Linked DNA regions of Mus musculus: region 1 is linked to region 2. Evidence: chromatin loops called from intact Hi-C (ENCODE). Cell type or tissue: gastrocnemius. All regions are shown on one strand.

Region 1 (8,000 bases), 67 kb after region 2:
ATATCTCTCTACCGTGTTGTGTGCCGGGCATGTGCTAAAAGCTTTCCCTCCTTTTTTTTCAACCCCTGTATCCTGACAACCACCCTGTGCAGAAAGCAGTTCTTACCCCATTCTACAAATAAAGTGTCAGTCATGTTCTAAATGTGGCTTCCACGCTAAAGGCTCACATCAGGCCAGTTACCAAAAAATGGTGCAAGGCTCTCAACTAGGCCCAGACTCAGGATTTTTACCCATGTCCTGAAAGAAAAACTAGGAACTTTGCATTCATTTTCCAGGTAACAGAAAGCCAACAGAGGAAGAGATACTACTTAACACCAGCCAAATTTGATAGGGAACAATGGGCTCCTTAATAGGGTCCCATCTTGGGAAGCCTGCTGTTCTTAGACAGGGTAGGGCAGAGGTGTCTGAACAGATGCATAAAAGAACAAGATGGGAGCCCTAAGTCACACACAACTCAGTCTCAGTCCACAGAGATTTGTGGCTGCCCAGAGAAAGAATGCTGTCTCCGGACAACCACTGAAAGTCTAAGAGAAAGCAACATGGGCTGTCTTGATCAGTACCCACATGGAGTTGCCTGTGACTGAGACTTGGCAAAGAAAAATTATCACTGTGCACAAGGAGAGAGATCAGGATGTAATGAGACTAGAAACTATGCCACATGAGGAAAGATGAAAGGAAACAGAAGTTTTTGCCCCGGGGAGTACAAGGTAGCTTTCTTCACATATTTGAAGAGCTGTCAAATAGAGGAGAAATTAGACTTACTCTTTGGGGCCCGGAAGGGATGGAAGGACAGGATGTGTGGGTGGAACCTCATTGGAATCAACAAAGAGAATTTTATAGTAACTCTAGCTGCCTCTGTCTTGATGATACATTGTCCTACTACAAAAAAGGTTCACCAAGGAATAGCTGGCCAAACCGGGGATGGGGGTGGGTTAAGACTCTAGCCCTCCATGTGCCTTGATTATCTTCTTTTTTATCTTGCTTTTTTCTACCACTAGTAGACAAAGGATGGCTTCTCCTTGTGCAAACCTGGTTTTTTTATGGTCAGTTATATTTTCCATAGTGCTTCTCTTTGTTAGAAACCCAAACCCGTTTATCTTCTACTGGCACCTACTTTGCCTTTTATTCTTTACCTTCCAGAACAATGAATTTATCAATTCTTTCAGAACAACTAAAAAGTCAAAGTAAGTACTCTCAATCTAAGTTTCCTGAGCATGAATAAAAATCACACAACCGGGCTGGTGAGATGGCTCAGTGGGTAAGAGCACCCGACTGCTCTTCCGAAGGTCCAGAGTTCAAATCCCAGCAACCACATGGTGGCTCACAACCATCTGTAACATGATCTGACTCCCTCTTCTGGTGTGTCTGAAGACAGCTACAGTGTACTTACATATAATAATAAATAAATCTTTAAAAAAAAATCACACAACCAAAGAAGGGATAAAGAAAGGAAAAGAGATTATTTAGTGAGCACCTGGGAGTGCCAAATTCTTTAAATATGTTTAACATAACCCTCATCCCAGAAGTTCATGTACCTTCTACGCTAGCTAATCTTGATTGTCAATTTGATGCACTTGGGAAGAAAGAGAGACTGGCAATTGGAAATTGCCTCCGTTAGACTGACAACGTTTTCTTGACTGCTAATTGATGTAGAAGTACTCAGCCTACTGTGGGTAGTATTTTCCTAACACAGATGGGTCTGGTCTGTATGGGAAAGGTAGTTGAGAAAGCTAGGAAGAGCAAGCCAGTAAGCAGCATTCCTCTGTGGCTTCTGCTTCAGTTGTGCATTCAGGTTTCTGTCTTGAGCTCCTGCCCTGGCTACCCTGGATAATGGACTTTAGTGGGTAAGGCAAACAAGCCCTTTCTCCCCCCCAACTGTTTTTGGTCATGGTGTTTATCATACCAACAGAAAAGCAAACTAGAATACCTACCTTCCAGATTTGCTGTCTGGACTCTGTAAATCAAACTGATTACCCTCTGGGTACTTCAGGCTTTTGCTCTGTGGAATGGGGATAATCTGTTATCTACTTTGGAGGGTTGATGAGAGGTAGGTGAGGTGATTTATGGGAGTCACTAGTGTAGTTCCTGGTGTACGGTAAAGATCTGATTATATTAGGCGTCACTACTGACCATATGGAATAGATGCTGTTATGGTTTTATTGGCGAAGTTGGGGAAGATGAGTAGTCTACTCTACAAATGGCCTCTAATGCAGTGGCCAGAGCCTTTCAAATTGCCGGGAAAGAGTTTTGTAAAAGTATAGAATACTGAGGCTCCATCTGGAAGAATCTAATCCAATCTGAGGTGGAATCAACTTTGGGATGGAATCATACTTGTTACAATAATGGAAGATCGAATTCTGAATTGAAGTACCCAACCTCAAATCCCAGGTCTGCTGGGATGACTGCAGAAGACCGTGCCAGGACCCAGAAGTCATATAAACATGAAAGTCAGAGAGTCTTGAGATGAGTGTGTTAAGTTTGTCTTGGGAAGACTGAATAGGATTGGGCTGCATCAATATTTACTGGGGTTGGAGAATGAGTCCAGTGTTATTCTAGAAGTCCCCTGTGTATCACCTCCACCAAGTCTCACAGCCCCCCACAGCAGGCCCTTCTATTCCCATCTTACAGATGCAGACAGATGTGGTTCTGAAACCACAGGATCTTTAGACAACTGGTCTCAAAGTTCAAGTTCTACTTAACTAAACTGCATCTTTACAGTTACGTTGACAATAATGATCACCCAGAGCGAGACAGTGTAGATCAAGGAGCCACCAACTTACAGCTGGTGTCAAAATCTCCAGTCAACTGTAGAAGAGCACAGGATGAGGTCTCAGGAATGGGATGTCTTCTCACATAGGAGAGATGTGCAGAAGGGAAGGCTCTTGGGCAGGGCGGGCAAGGGGGCAAGTGTGGTAGCTTGTGGAATCCTGCAGCGAGAGGCACAGCAAGTCAGAGACCTGAGCTGCTCCTCTGTAATCGGTGCCTCACCCTCTGCCCTGCTGAGCAGAGCCTTCATGGATGTTCTCAGCCAGAGCCAGACAGAGAGTGTGAGCCTAGGCAGTTCTCCAATCGGGAGCCCAGACTGAGCCGTGCTCCCAAAATGACAAAGGAAGCAAAAGAAGAATTGGAACAGGAGAAAACAGTGGTGAGAGAGAAAGAAGAAACCAGAAGGCAAAGCGGCTGGGTGTGGGAAACTACAGGGAAAAACTCTCAGTAGACAGCTTAGCGTGGTGAAGGAGAACGCTATCCTGAAGAAAGGGGGGTTGGTTGGATTTAAAAGGCACTAAGCTTACCTTAGGAAAGCTGATTTTACTTAAACTGAAGATCAGATTCAGGGCTGAGGACAGACAGTGCTGTGCCAGAAAGGACAGATGGATACCGTGATGTGAAGACTTTTATTATTTAAGGGAGATTTAGAAAATTAATAGTTACCTTTTCTCTGCTGACCAGGTTGAAAATGTGGTATGTGTGTGTGTCAGAAACAGAGAGGGAGAGAGGGAGGCAAGGAGAAAAGGAGGGAAGGGGGAAGGAGGGAGGAAGAGACAGTGGGAGGGAATGGATTATATTTTAAGATTGAAATTGACATCTGAATATACAAAAATAAGTTTTGGGCTTTATTTGGTTTGGTTTGGGTTTTGATTTAGTTGTTTGTTTGTCTAAGACAGGTTTCACGTATAGCCCTGGCTGGTCTGGAATTCACTATGTAGATGAGACTAGCCTTGAACTCACAGAAGCCTGGCTCTGCCTCCCAAGTGTTTGGATTTAAAAGTATATGCTACCATGCCCAGCCATAAACGTGAGTTTTTATGCAGCAGGCACTCACAGGTTAACAGATCTTGGCAGCTCTCTCAGAGGCTTCCCGGGAGACCTTCCCTGGCTCCTTTCTGAATGGAATGACCCAGCAGCTCAGAACTGGAGAGCAGCAATACCTCATTTGGAATGTGTCCTACACTGTGTAATGGGGCTGAAGATCAGATCTTTCTTGAAGACAGGGCCAAGATTCTCAGGCTCTCAGTGCTGCAATGTGAGAAGGGGCGCTGCTATGCCTGGAAGGAGGTGAAGTCCCCTCAGCCACCTCACTTCACAGGAGCTCCACACAACAGACACTGTCTAGAACAAGAGCGAACTTTCTGTCCTGCTTTGCTAGAATACACAGCACTGAACTGCTCTCTCTACAACAGGGAAGAAAGAAAGAAAGAAAGAAAGAAAGAAAGAAAGAAAGAAAGAAAGAAAGACTACCAGCACAGCAAAGCAAGGTGTTTAGCCATGTATGAACTGTATGTAGTAACTGAAGAACATAAAATTATGTTTAAAAAAAAAAAAAAGGTTGCAAGTATCTGACCTGGCACACTCTCAAAACAAAATATATAGGAGTGGTAATTAGCCAGGTCTGATGTCACAGGCCTGGAACCCAAGTTATTTAGAAGTCTGGTGCACTTACATGGAAGGTTTAAGGCCAGCCTAGGATGCAGAGTGAGTTCAAGGCTAGCCTGGGCAACACTCTCAAAATAGAAAGTAAAAGGAGGCTTGAAGCTATAGACTTATGGTAGAATGCTTACTTAGCAGGCAGGATGCCCTAGGTTCAATCCCGAGGACCACCAAATAATACAATAAACAGAAGTGATTTAAATGGCCTTATATTAGCATAAAGACAGACCAGAAGATGGATCCAGAAATAGACCCAAAGTACATAAAAATTGAATACATAGTAAAGTTTAAATGACTTTTAAAAAGAGATGGGTTTTCAATATATGCTATTGAAACAACTATGGAAACCCATGAAAACTTCTTCCTACCCTTATCTCTGTACTAAAATGTAACTCACAGGTACTTAGAATTTACTTTATAAGAAGAGCCAGTGATATGGCTCAGCAGGTAAAGGTTCTTACTGCTAAAGCTGAGGACATGAGTTCAATCCCTGGAACCTATGTGGTAGGAGGAGAAAACTGACTCTTGAAAGTTGTCATCTGATCTTCATGAGCAGGTCTACACATGAACACATCATGTACACTCACTCACACACACACACACACACACACACACACACACACACACACCATTGTCTTAGGGTTTTACTGCTGTGAGCAGACACAATGACCAAGGCAAGTCTTATGGACAACATTTAATTGGGGCTGGCTTACAGGTTCAGAGGTTCAGTCCACTATCATCAAGGTGGAAGCATGGCAGCATCTAGAAAGGCATGGTGCAGGAGGAGCTGAGAGTTCTACATCTTCATCTGAAGGCTGCTAGTAGAAAACTGACTTCCAGGCAGCTAGGATGAGGGTCTTAAAGCCCACACCCATGGTGACACACCTACTCCAACAAGCACACCTTCTAATAGTGCAGCTCCCTGGGCCACGCATATACAAATCATCATAACCATAAAAACAAGTAGGCTACCCACATGCAAGCCCCACAGACATACTATCGTGCTCAGAAAGCACCATGCACAGTTTAATTAAAAGCTTAGCAGTTGGGCTGACAGCAAATGGTGTCATGAGCCTGCCCTTTGTACAGAATTACTTTTTGGAAAGAGTTACTCTTTATAAAGTCCTTCTGCTCCTTGGTCCTCTCTTTCTTTTAGTGATTTAAATAAAATCAGCAGCTGGTGTGTACTGAACTCCTATTATGCTAGCATGAGGGTGGTAGAAGACAAGGACCAGAAGTTCAAGGCCACCCTCCTCTACTTACTGAGTTAGATAGCACCCTGAGAACCTCTTTACAAACAAACAAGCAAATAATGGAACAGGGCTGGAGAGATGACTTGGTCGGTACAGTTCTCAATGTCTACTCTGGGTGTGTCAAAACTACTTAAAAGCCCAGTTCTATGGGCTCTGACACCTCTTGTCTCTGTGGAACCTGCACTCATGTACACATACCCACTCCCCCCACACATGCACATTATTACAAATTAAATAGATGTTAAGAAACAGATAAATAGCTGGTGATGGTGGTGCATGCCTTTAATCCCAGCACTGGGGAGGTGTAGGTGGAGGCAGAGGCAGGTAGATCTTTGAGTTTAAGGCCAGCATAGTTTACAGAGGAGTTCCAGGATAGCCAGGGCTACATAGAGAAACCCTGTCTGGAAAAACCCTGAGAGAGAGAGAGAGAGAGAGAGAGAGAGAGAGAGAGAGAGAGAGAGAGGAAGATGAAGAAGGAGGAGGAGGAAGAGAAGGAAGGAGGGAGGGAGGGAGGGAGGGAGGGAGGGAAGGAAGGAAGGAAGAATGAAGAAAAGAGGAGAAAAGAAAACAGAGGAAAAGAGAAGAGAAGAGAAGAGAAGAGAAGAGAAGAGAAGAGAAGAGAAGAGAAGAGAAGAGAAGAGGAGAGATAAGATGAAAGCAACAGGCCTGCTTGGACCTTCTTACTTCACTCATATCAAAGCAATCGATTCAGAACCTTAAGAACTGGAGAGTAGCTGGGGCTAGCATTGAATAGCATTCCTCACCTCCTAAATGTGATCACAAATACTACAGAACAAAACAAACCATCCACTTAACCCTCTCCTTCCTATAGATAATGAAACAGAACAGGAATATCTATTACTTTTATCTACCCAATATAAATCCAATGCTCATTTGTGAAAAAAAAGTTTGGAAAACACAAACATGAAGAAGAAAAATAATATTTAATTACATGAAATTGGTATAACTGTTAGGAAAATATTCATTGCCAAATTTCTTTTGTAACTATGTATTTTGACCTAATTTTATTACACTGACATTTTACTTGTACCCTGATGCTTAATAATTATGATTTTTTAAAAGATTTATTTATTGTTATAATACATAAGTACACTGTAGCTGACTTCAGACACACCAGAGGAGGGTGTCAGATCTTATTATGGGTGGTTGTGAGCCACCATGTGGTTGCTGGGATTTGAACTCAGGGCCTTCTGAAGAGCAATCAGTGCTCTTACCTGCTGAGCCATCCCGCCAGCACCAATAATTAATATTTTCTAGATAGAGTCTTCCTGTGTAGCTCAGGCTAGCCTCAAACTTGTGGGACCCTCCTGCCTTAGTCTATGGTGTGTTAGAACTATAGGTGTGGGCTATCAAACCTAGTTTTACCTTTATAATAAAAACTTAAGTTTTTAAAAACTTATTTTTGTGTGTGATCATTCTCCATGACTTTAACCTGGCTCCTATAACATGGTGTTTGCAGCAAAGTTTACTACACAGTGAAACTACAAGCATGAAAATATTTACGTGTTTCTGTTTTGCCTTTATTATAAACTGTTCTTTATATCACTGTATGTGTGCATGCATGTATTTGGTACCTGTGCCACAGCACCCATGTGGAGGTCAGAGGACAACTTTGTGCAGTTGATTCTTCTCTTCCTGCCTTTATGTGGCTTCTGGGAAGTAAACTCAGTTTGCCAAGCTTTTGTGGCAAGTGCCTTTACCCACTGAGCCACATCACCAGCCCATACAGCCCAAATAAACAGGATTTTTATTTTAAAAAAATGTATGTGTATGTACATGCCTTCGTGTGCCTACAGAGGCCAGGAAAACATACTGAGTTTCTTGAAGCCAGAGTATCAGTCAGTGTGAGCTACCTGAAGTCAGTGCTTGGAACTGAACTCGGGACCTCCTGAAGACACAGCAAACGCTCTGAATCTCTGAAGCATCTCTGCAGCCCCCATGTAAACAGCTTTAAAGAGAACAGTGTTTGGGATGTTTGAACCTCTGGGTTTTCTGTCTATGGTTTGGCTGCTAGAACTGGCCCCAGCTTTCCTATCTCACATCTTCCTATCACTGCCTCAGGATCAGAGAATCAATTCACAAACATAAAGGAGAAACCTACATAGGTTTTCATGAAAGGCCTCTCTCTTTCTCCCCTCCCCCTTCCCTCTCCCTCCCACTCCCTCTCCTTGTTAGAATTGACAAGTTTTGATAAGTGATCCCTGGGGACTTTGTGATCTCCCTCCCCCCCCAAGTCTGTGTGTTAAAGACCATTCCTGCTAGCAGAAGGACAGGCAATGAAGCTGAGTGTGGGCACAG
Region 2 (8,000 bases):
CTGCTCCACTACAACCCTGCAGACGGTGCCTCATTGATGGGCAGTTGTAACTCTCCCATGCCTTACTGTCAGTGGTCCAGGACCAGACAAGCCTGAGTCCTTGCTCCCTTCTGTCTTTGATCAACAGGTTTCATTAGATTTACAAACCCTTGGTCTACAAGAAATGCCTCACATTGATGGACTTTTGTAATATTAAATTTTATGCCAGGCGTGGTGGCACACACCTTTAATCCCAGCACTTGGGAGGCAGAGGCAGGCGGATTTCTGAGTTCGAGGCCAGCCTGGTCTACAAAGTGAGCTCCAGGACAGCCAGGGCTATACAGAGAAACCCTGTCTCGAAACCTTCCCCCCCCCCAAAAAAAATTTTTTTTTTTACTTTATAGAAATGTAAGTACTAACTGCTAACTTAGATGCTGCTGTTATCTACATAAAACAAAACTGCAAAGGGGTTTCTTACATTTTAGACAAGGTGAGGAGGCTGAGGCAGATGTGACAACATTATTTTTAGAAGACTTTTCTTTCCAAGAAGGTGTTTTTTTTTTTTTTTTTTTTTTTTTTTTTTTTTTTTTTTTTTTTGGTGTTTTTGAGACAGGGTTTCTCTGTATAGTCCTGGCTGTCCTGGAACTCACTTTGTAGACCAGGCTGGCCTCGAACTCAGAAATCCTCCTGCCTCTGCCTCCCGAGTGCTGGGATTGAAGGCGTGCACCACCACGCCCGGCCAAGAAGGTGTTCTTAGAAGAACAACTGAAAGTGGTGGGGATAGGGAGAGAAACAGCAACCAAGACGAAAGCCCCAACTTTTTGTGTTACTTTCTTCTGAAAGGGGCCTGAGACAAGACAGAGAGAGAGAGCTCCTTAGGTGCCTGTGGGAGGGACCTTTGCTGGCAGAGGGCACAAAGGACCTGGTCCTGTTACAAGCATGTAAATGGCACATGAAGGTCACTCTTGGAGCCTGATCGTGTCTTGCAGTCCAGGATCACACATATGCCCAATTCTGAGCTAGAAAGTCCTAAAGGTAGAAAAAGGGTCTCACCAAAGAGCCAGAGAAAGCGGGTATTGGGAAACCTGTGCAGTGCGCCTGGAAAGAACACCAGGTCTTTCCCTGTCCGTCCCTCAGAGCACAGGGACCCCTGAGCTCCATCTAAAGGAGCAGAGGGGAAGGAATCGCCACAGCCCAGGCTGCCCTGGCAGAATGGTTACGGCAGCTGAGAGGGGCAAGGCCCAAAAGAGACATAGTGCTTCTCTGAGCAGGGCAAGACAATGCTAAACTCCAACTGCCCATCCTACCACCTGCAGGAGGGACAGCCACATTCAAGCCTTCAATCTGGACCACAGCTCCATGTCCCTTTGTTCCCATCCTCACCCCAGGACCCCAGAAGGCCACCTGTAGATAGGATTTATGTTCCAACAGTTAGCTGCCTCATGGTAATGAGACAGAAAATGTCTCACCTCTCTCTCTCTCTCTCTCTCTCTCTCTCTCTCTCTGGGATCAAATCACTTAAAAAATCACTAGTAATGGGGATGCAGAGACAGTTCAGTAGTACAGCACTTGCCTAGCACTGGGTGGTGGCGGTGGGGAGCACTCACTACTAGTGATAGTGATAAGTTCTTCCTGTCGGCACTCCTAGGGTTCGTTTTCCTGTAAATAAGCAAAGAATCTGGGACACTGGGCAAAGCTCCCTAACTGACAGCTTTTAGATCTTCTCGAGCTTCCCTGGCTACCTTGGGCACATGGGCAGTAAATATGGCCGAACAGCAGGCCGATGGCTGCACGCCAGCAATGGCGCTTTGGAACACTCCCTGGACGCTCTGAGGAAACTGCATGATGGTCTCGGTTAATTGCTCTGGATTCTGAAGGCACAGCTCCAGTTAGGACAGTTCCAAACAATTTGTGGCGGACTTTTTTTTTTTTTTTTTTTTTGCTACTACAAGCCTCAGTGAACTCTAAGTGAACCTACAGCCATTTCTGTCTAAGTCTAGGAAGGGGCACTTCTGTTGTGGCCAAGCCAAGTACAGCATTGTGACAATGCCAACAAGAGCATTCCCTTGAATGTAGAGTTTACTAGGATTGGTACAAACACACTTCTCCAGTCACAGAAGACGGACTTATGACAGTCAGCTAACTGAGAGACATCCCCAGCGCACCTAGCATCCTGCACTGTCTCTCTTGCTGTTACATTAGGCCCGATGCAAAGCTTCTCTTCCACAGTCCTTTCCTACCCACTTTTCGTGGAGTGACTGAGCTGGTGCCATGAGCACGAGCAATGACAGTGGAGTGGCGGCAAGAGCAAGGGCAGCAGAACAACGGGAAGCTGGCACACCAAACCAAAGAGCAGGGGAGTGGCCTATCTGGCAGGTGAGTAAGAGTCATGTAGCTGGCCAAGCTGCAAAAGAGGCCCCCAGAGCTGACTGCACTGCCAGCTGCAAACACAGCAGGGCCTCAGTCTCAGCAGTCAACAGCAGCAGAAGCTGCAGCAAGAGTGGTGGAAGCTGCAGCCTTCCAGGACACCTGCCATAGCAACAGGGCATCAGGGAAGGGGGAGGGGGCAGTGTGAGGAGAGAAAAGGTAGAGAGCTAACTAGAATGACCAATCCATCTGTTTTCCTTGGAACTCTCCATCTCAGTGCTGAAATGCCTGCATCCCAGCAAACCCTTCTGTCCTAGGAATTCCCTAAGAGTTGGTCCCATTGCTAGTGTAGCTTTTCAGGTCCTAGAGCCACAGGGCAGCCAGGCCTGGACAAGACTGACCTTTACAACAACTCATTCACTGTGGTCATGACCCAACTCTCCAAGGAAGGAATAAAGAACTGACAAGCAGAGTCACCTTGTTCAGGATGTATGGCCAGAGAGTGGGGACTGCAAGCTGGGGTAGGCATCCGGCTTTACTGCTTGCTGATCCTTCTGCTAAAATCCATCCCCAAAAGCAAAATTCAAAGGCAAAGCAAACACAGAAACAAGCAGTCCTGGGGACAGAGTGGAGGGAGCATACACCAGAGCAAACCTTAGTTCAGAAAAGTCATAGGAAAAGAACAAACGTGTCCACTCGGAGCTTGCTGGCAGCCAGGGCAAAGAGGGAAACAGCCTGCAGTGGATAACCCCAGAAATCTATGAATGAGCACATCAGGACAGGCCCAGGGACAGAAGAGTGTCTTCTGAGATCAGGCTAGAGTGATGTAGGACTTCTGAGGAGTTGTGTAGCACTGCAGACCAGAGCCTCTGAGGAAACAGGCTTTGTAAATGAGGCATCTCTCTTTAAATGGAGCCCAGTGAAGACACAACTTCCTCTTTTCCCTCAGTGTCACCTACAGAGTGACTGCTAGATGGAGTTCTGTTAAGAGATGTGTGAAGTGTTTGATGCTGTGGTCTAATAATAGAGTAGGATGAGAGAGAGCCATGACTACTACCCTGTCCCACAGCCCAGAGCTCCCAAGAAGGGCCTAGTTCTCATTGTTACCTCTGCATACCTATACTACAAGGAGCCTACCCCAGGTATAATGTGTTCCAGAGGGCAGCCTTCCCTCCCTAGCTGGAGAGCCTACTCTCTACTGCATGAGGTCTGTCTGCCTTGGTACTCTCTCAGTTGCTCTGATGTGTTCTGAAGATGGGAGCTTTGAACAGGCCAGAGGCTGATGGGGTCCTATCCCCTCTGCCAGTCCCTCATCACATGCCCCGCCCCATAGCCCCTGACACTGACAGGCTCTGAAGAACTCAGAAACGTTTCTTAGCAACCTCTAAGTTCAGAGAACATTCACCAATTGAAGCCAATCCCCTGAACCTAAGGCAACCAACATTTCTACTAGGGCTACTCAACAAGCTCTTCTGTCACCTCTGGCAGAAGCCAGGTCAATACAGCCACAATGGAAATTCAAAGTTGTTACGTTCAAGACTCTTTCAGTGTAGTCGGAAAGATGGGGTGTTTAAATAAATGCACGACAGCAAGCCAATGCAACAGGTAGCAGCTGCCCAGCAGCACACTACCCAACTCCAGGAAGGGCTGGTGCACTTAGGTGCCATTACAACAACGTTCCAGCAGGTGGCAGCCCAGTATCTCAGTTCTTCATGAGAAGAATAGAGGAGAAAATAACTATTAGTTTATTGGTGGGTGTGGGTGTGGCAGGCTATTGAAGGTGAAGGGGTGGGGCCCAGGAGCAGGTGTTACAGGTGTAGGGTGGACATTAAGGAGTATAGAGTAGTTTACTCTGAAAAGCACTGGCTCGCCGGGCGTGGTGGCGCACGCCTTTGATCCCAGCACTAGGGAGGCAGAGGCAGGCAGATTTCTGAGTTCGAGGCCAGCCTGGTCTACAAAGTGAGTTCCAGGACAGCCAGGGCTATAAAGCACTGGCTCTACAGGTCCTGGGGACAGAGCCTTTCTGGCACTTGTATGCCCAGTCCCATCAGTAGCACGAAGTGCTCAGAAACCCTGAGGTTGAACATAACTGAGATCATACTTGGAGCTATGGGGCTGGACTTGTGAATACAGGGTTCTGTGTGAAGAAAGACAAGGCCTCCCTTTGGGGAAAAAAAAAGCCCTCTGATACACTGGAAGGAGGAAAGTTCACAGAATTCCACTTTTGGATGGCACGGAGGGCTAATCTAGAAAGCCAGGGCTCTAGGGAGAAGCCACAGGCTAGACTGGCCTCACAGAACAGTCTGGTCTATAATTTCCTACAAGCTTGCTCCAACACATGTACCTGTAGCCTTTGCCTTATTTCTCCCTGACAAGTAAAATGAGAGTAAGCTATGGTTTCCCGTCTGCCCCCAGGCCTCCTAACCACCTCACCCCACCCACTTCCACCCAACCCCAGCCTACCCTGTCCCATCCCACCACCAGGCATTTAGAAAGAACTCCTGGTCTTGGCTTGGACATACAGCCCTCCAGTGCCTGGGGGTGGGGAGTACCTGAACCTAATAGACTGAGCAGTTGCCCAAACTCAAACAGCCCAGGATGAAGGTGGAGCAGTCAGAATGTCACATGAATAACTGAGAGGACAAGCAGCCACGGAGGTGATCATTTCCCAGTGTGAGAAAAGGGACCACAGTGACCTGAGTCTTAGGGACATCAGCTCCCCTTCAGGTATCCAGGAGACACCCAGAAGGGCACTGCCTTCTTGTACTGGCTGGTTTTGTGTGTCAACTTGACACAGCTGGGGTAATCACAGAGAAAGGAGCTTCAGTTGGGGAAGTGCCTCCATAAGATCCAGCTGTAAGGCATTTTCTCAATTAGTGATCAAGGGGGAAAGGCCCCTTGCAGGTGGGACCATCTCTAGGCTGGCAGTCTTAGGTTCTATAAGAGAGCAGGCTGAGCAAGCCAGTGGAAGCAAGCCAGTAAAGGACATTCTTCCATGGCTTCTGCATCAGCTCCTGCTTTCTGACCTGCTTGACTGACTTCCTTGGTGATGAACAGCAATGTGGAAGTGTAAGCCAAATAAACCCTTTCCTCCCCAACTTGCTTCTTGGTCATGATGTTTGTGCAGGAATAGAAACCCTAACTAAGACATTTCTTTTTTTTTTTTTTGGTTTTTGAGACAGGGTTTCTCTGTGTAGCCCTGGCTGTCCTGGAACTCTCTGTAGACCAGGGTGGACTCGAACTCAGAAATCCACCTGCCTCTGCCTCCCAAGTGCTGGGATTAAAAGCATGTGCCACCACTACCTGACGTCACTGCCTTCTTGTTTAAGGGGGCTCTATAAAAGTGGGAATTACTGTACATCTTCAGATGGGAGATGGTAGTCAGGTTTCAAAACGCAAGCCCATCAGGCATTTGAGCCACCGGTCCAACACACACCAGCAATATAATACTGGGCACAGGACCTGGCCTTTGTGTCCCATGGGCTCCTGACCTGCACGCCCATAGTCCCTGCCTCTTCAGTGAGCTGTATAAAGTGTTAGCATGACACCTGCCAGGTAACAAGCCCTTTGTGTGAGCTATATATTATTTCCTCCGTGGCCATCACGAAAGCTAATGTTCTGTCCCATGTTACAGAAGAAACTAAGTCAGAGGGAGTAACTTGGCAGAGGCTGGGGTTTCACAAGTAGTCCTATCTGCCATATATTTGGGTACCAAACAAGAAAACATGAGTTGGGTGCAGAGATGGCTCAGTCAGGCAAGTGTATACTGCACAAACATGAGGGCCTGAGTTTGGACCAACACCCCCACCCCCATGCACCTGTGTAAAAAGTCAAGCATAGTTACACAGTAGCTGGGGGAATAGTGAAGGGGTCAAACATAGTCACACAGTGGTAGTGAGGGGTGAGTGAGGATGGGCAGACCCTGGGAGCTTTCGGGCCAGTCAGTCTAGATTATCAGTGAACTCCAGGCTAATGAAGAAATCCTGCCTCAAAAATTAAGGTGAAAGATAATCAAGGAAGATATCTGATACCAACTTCTTACTTCCACATGTACATCACACACACACACATAAACACACACACACACACACACACACACTTTTTAAAAATGAAAGTACATACACAAAACAGCCCTGCTGAAAGTTCTGCCACATAGCATCTATTCTGTGGGACGTTGAAGGGATTCTTGGACCTTTAAGGTCCTCCCCCCTTTAATGTTCCCCTCCAGAGTGTGCCATCCAGGGACAGTGGAGTTTCTAGTACTCCAGATACAAACATCCACAGACTGCTTTGGTTTTGGTTTTATTGTTGTTGCTGCTGTTTTTGAGACAGGTTTTCTCTGTATAAAAGAACCCTGACTATCCTGGACTCAATTTGTAGTCCACGCTGGCCTTGAACTCAGAAAGATCTGCCTGCCTCTGCTTCCTGAGTACTGGGATTAAAGGCAGCACCCGATGCCCGGCAAACCAAATTTTTTGTTGTTTGTTTTGCTTTGCTTTTTGGACAGCCAAGGGTTTGACAGTACACACTGAAAGAAACTGCTCTGTAAGCCACTTGGATTGGATCCCCTCCCAGGAACTACTACTTGCGGCCTGTGGCTGCTGTTCTGTTATCTCCCAGGTTCTGAAGTTCTGGTCCCATTCGTTCACTTGCGAGGTCTCTGGCCTCCCACCCTGCCAGTTATGATCCTTGGCCTCTAGGTATCCATACACTCGGCCCACTCCCTGAGCATCTGTAACCAGGACTCCACTCCACAGTCTTTTCTACCAGCCTGGACCCCAGAGTCAGTCTGCGCTCTCTGGAGAATAACAATGGCTTGAAGATGAGAAAAAAAAAGATGAGCTCTTGGGGCCCTGTTCTCCACATCCCAGAGCCTGGTGTGAGGAAATGCCCATGTGTGCGCTCTGTCAGCTGCACCCCTCCATCCGGGCCACCTCCTTTCTGGGACGAAGCTACCCTAACCCCGCCTCACCATGCCTCTGCCTCTGCATTCAGAAGAGGCACAGGGAAGGAGCCCCAGGGTACCATGGAGGATATATGAATCCTGTTCGAGGCCTGCTGACTGAAGACCTGTCACCTGATCTCTGCTTCCTTTCTATTGCAGTCTGTCTGTTGCTTTGTTTTTGAGCACTGCAGAGCCTGGTTCTAAAGACTCCAGGAAAAAAAAAAAAGAGTCTTTACCAAAAAAACTTACTGCCTGAGGTTGAAGAAAATTCTGGAAAACATCTGCATCTTGTTCTAAGGAAACAAAAGAATGCACTGTTGTTATTGGGTGGCTGAGGAGAGATGCTAGCATGAGGGAGAGCAAGAGGACAAGCCTGAGGCTCTCTGTGTCTCTGACCAGTGACTGCTAGCCGGCAGGTGGGCAGGGATGGGTCTATCAAATGCTGAGACTTAGATGAGACAAGGCACTCGCCTCCTGTGAGGACCACATCCAAGGGACACTCAGCAGAACAGACTTCTGTGACACAACCTGCCACTTTCCACCACATACAAAGTGTGTAAGGGGGCTCTGAGGACAGACTGACAAGAGGTTTGGGGAAGACTGCAAAGCAGAAAGTCCCCTGGGACAGCAGGATACAACCATGCATCCAGGGCTGGCCCTTCTTCTAACGCCTCAGCAAGTGGGAGAACAGTGGGCCCCTCTGAACTAG

The links. Peaks named below come from ENCODE experiments on the same cell type or tissue, not always from the same donor. Only the 100,000 strongest peaks of a DNase experiment are listed, where the experiment ranks them.
Region 1: it touches region 2 in a loop (2.3-fold over the local background); 7 of 42 quality-filtered maps call a loop at or near these places.

The regions. Positions count from the first base shown.
Region 1 is chr7:113,197,702-113,205,701 of GRCm38, reverse strand. It overlaps a transcript of Arntl not described here. Among named protein-coding and RNA genes, the nearest start is that of Arntl, 5.8 kb to the left of the region's middle. In gastrocnemius, no CTCF peak of the experiment used is centred here; DNase peaks (open chromatin) are centred at 3,038 and 3,860; H3K27ac peaks cover 738 bases.
Region 2 is chr7:113,264,550-113,272,549 of GRCm38, reverse strand. The region is part of intron 2 of Arntl (aryl hydrocarbon receptor nuclear translocator-like); the gene reads right to left. Among named protein-coding and RNA genes, the nearest start is that of Gm33721, 6.8 kb to the right of the region's middle. In gastrocnemius, a CTCF peak has its summit at 4,023 (motif pointing right); DNase peaks (open chromatin) are centred at 1,364, 1,762, 2,429 and 4,027.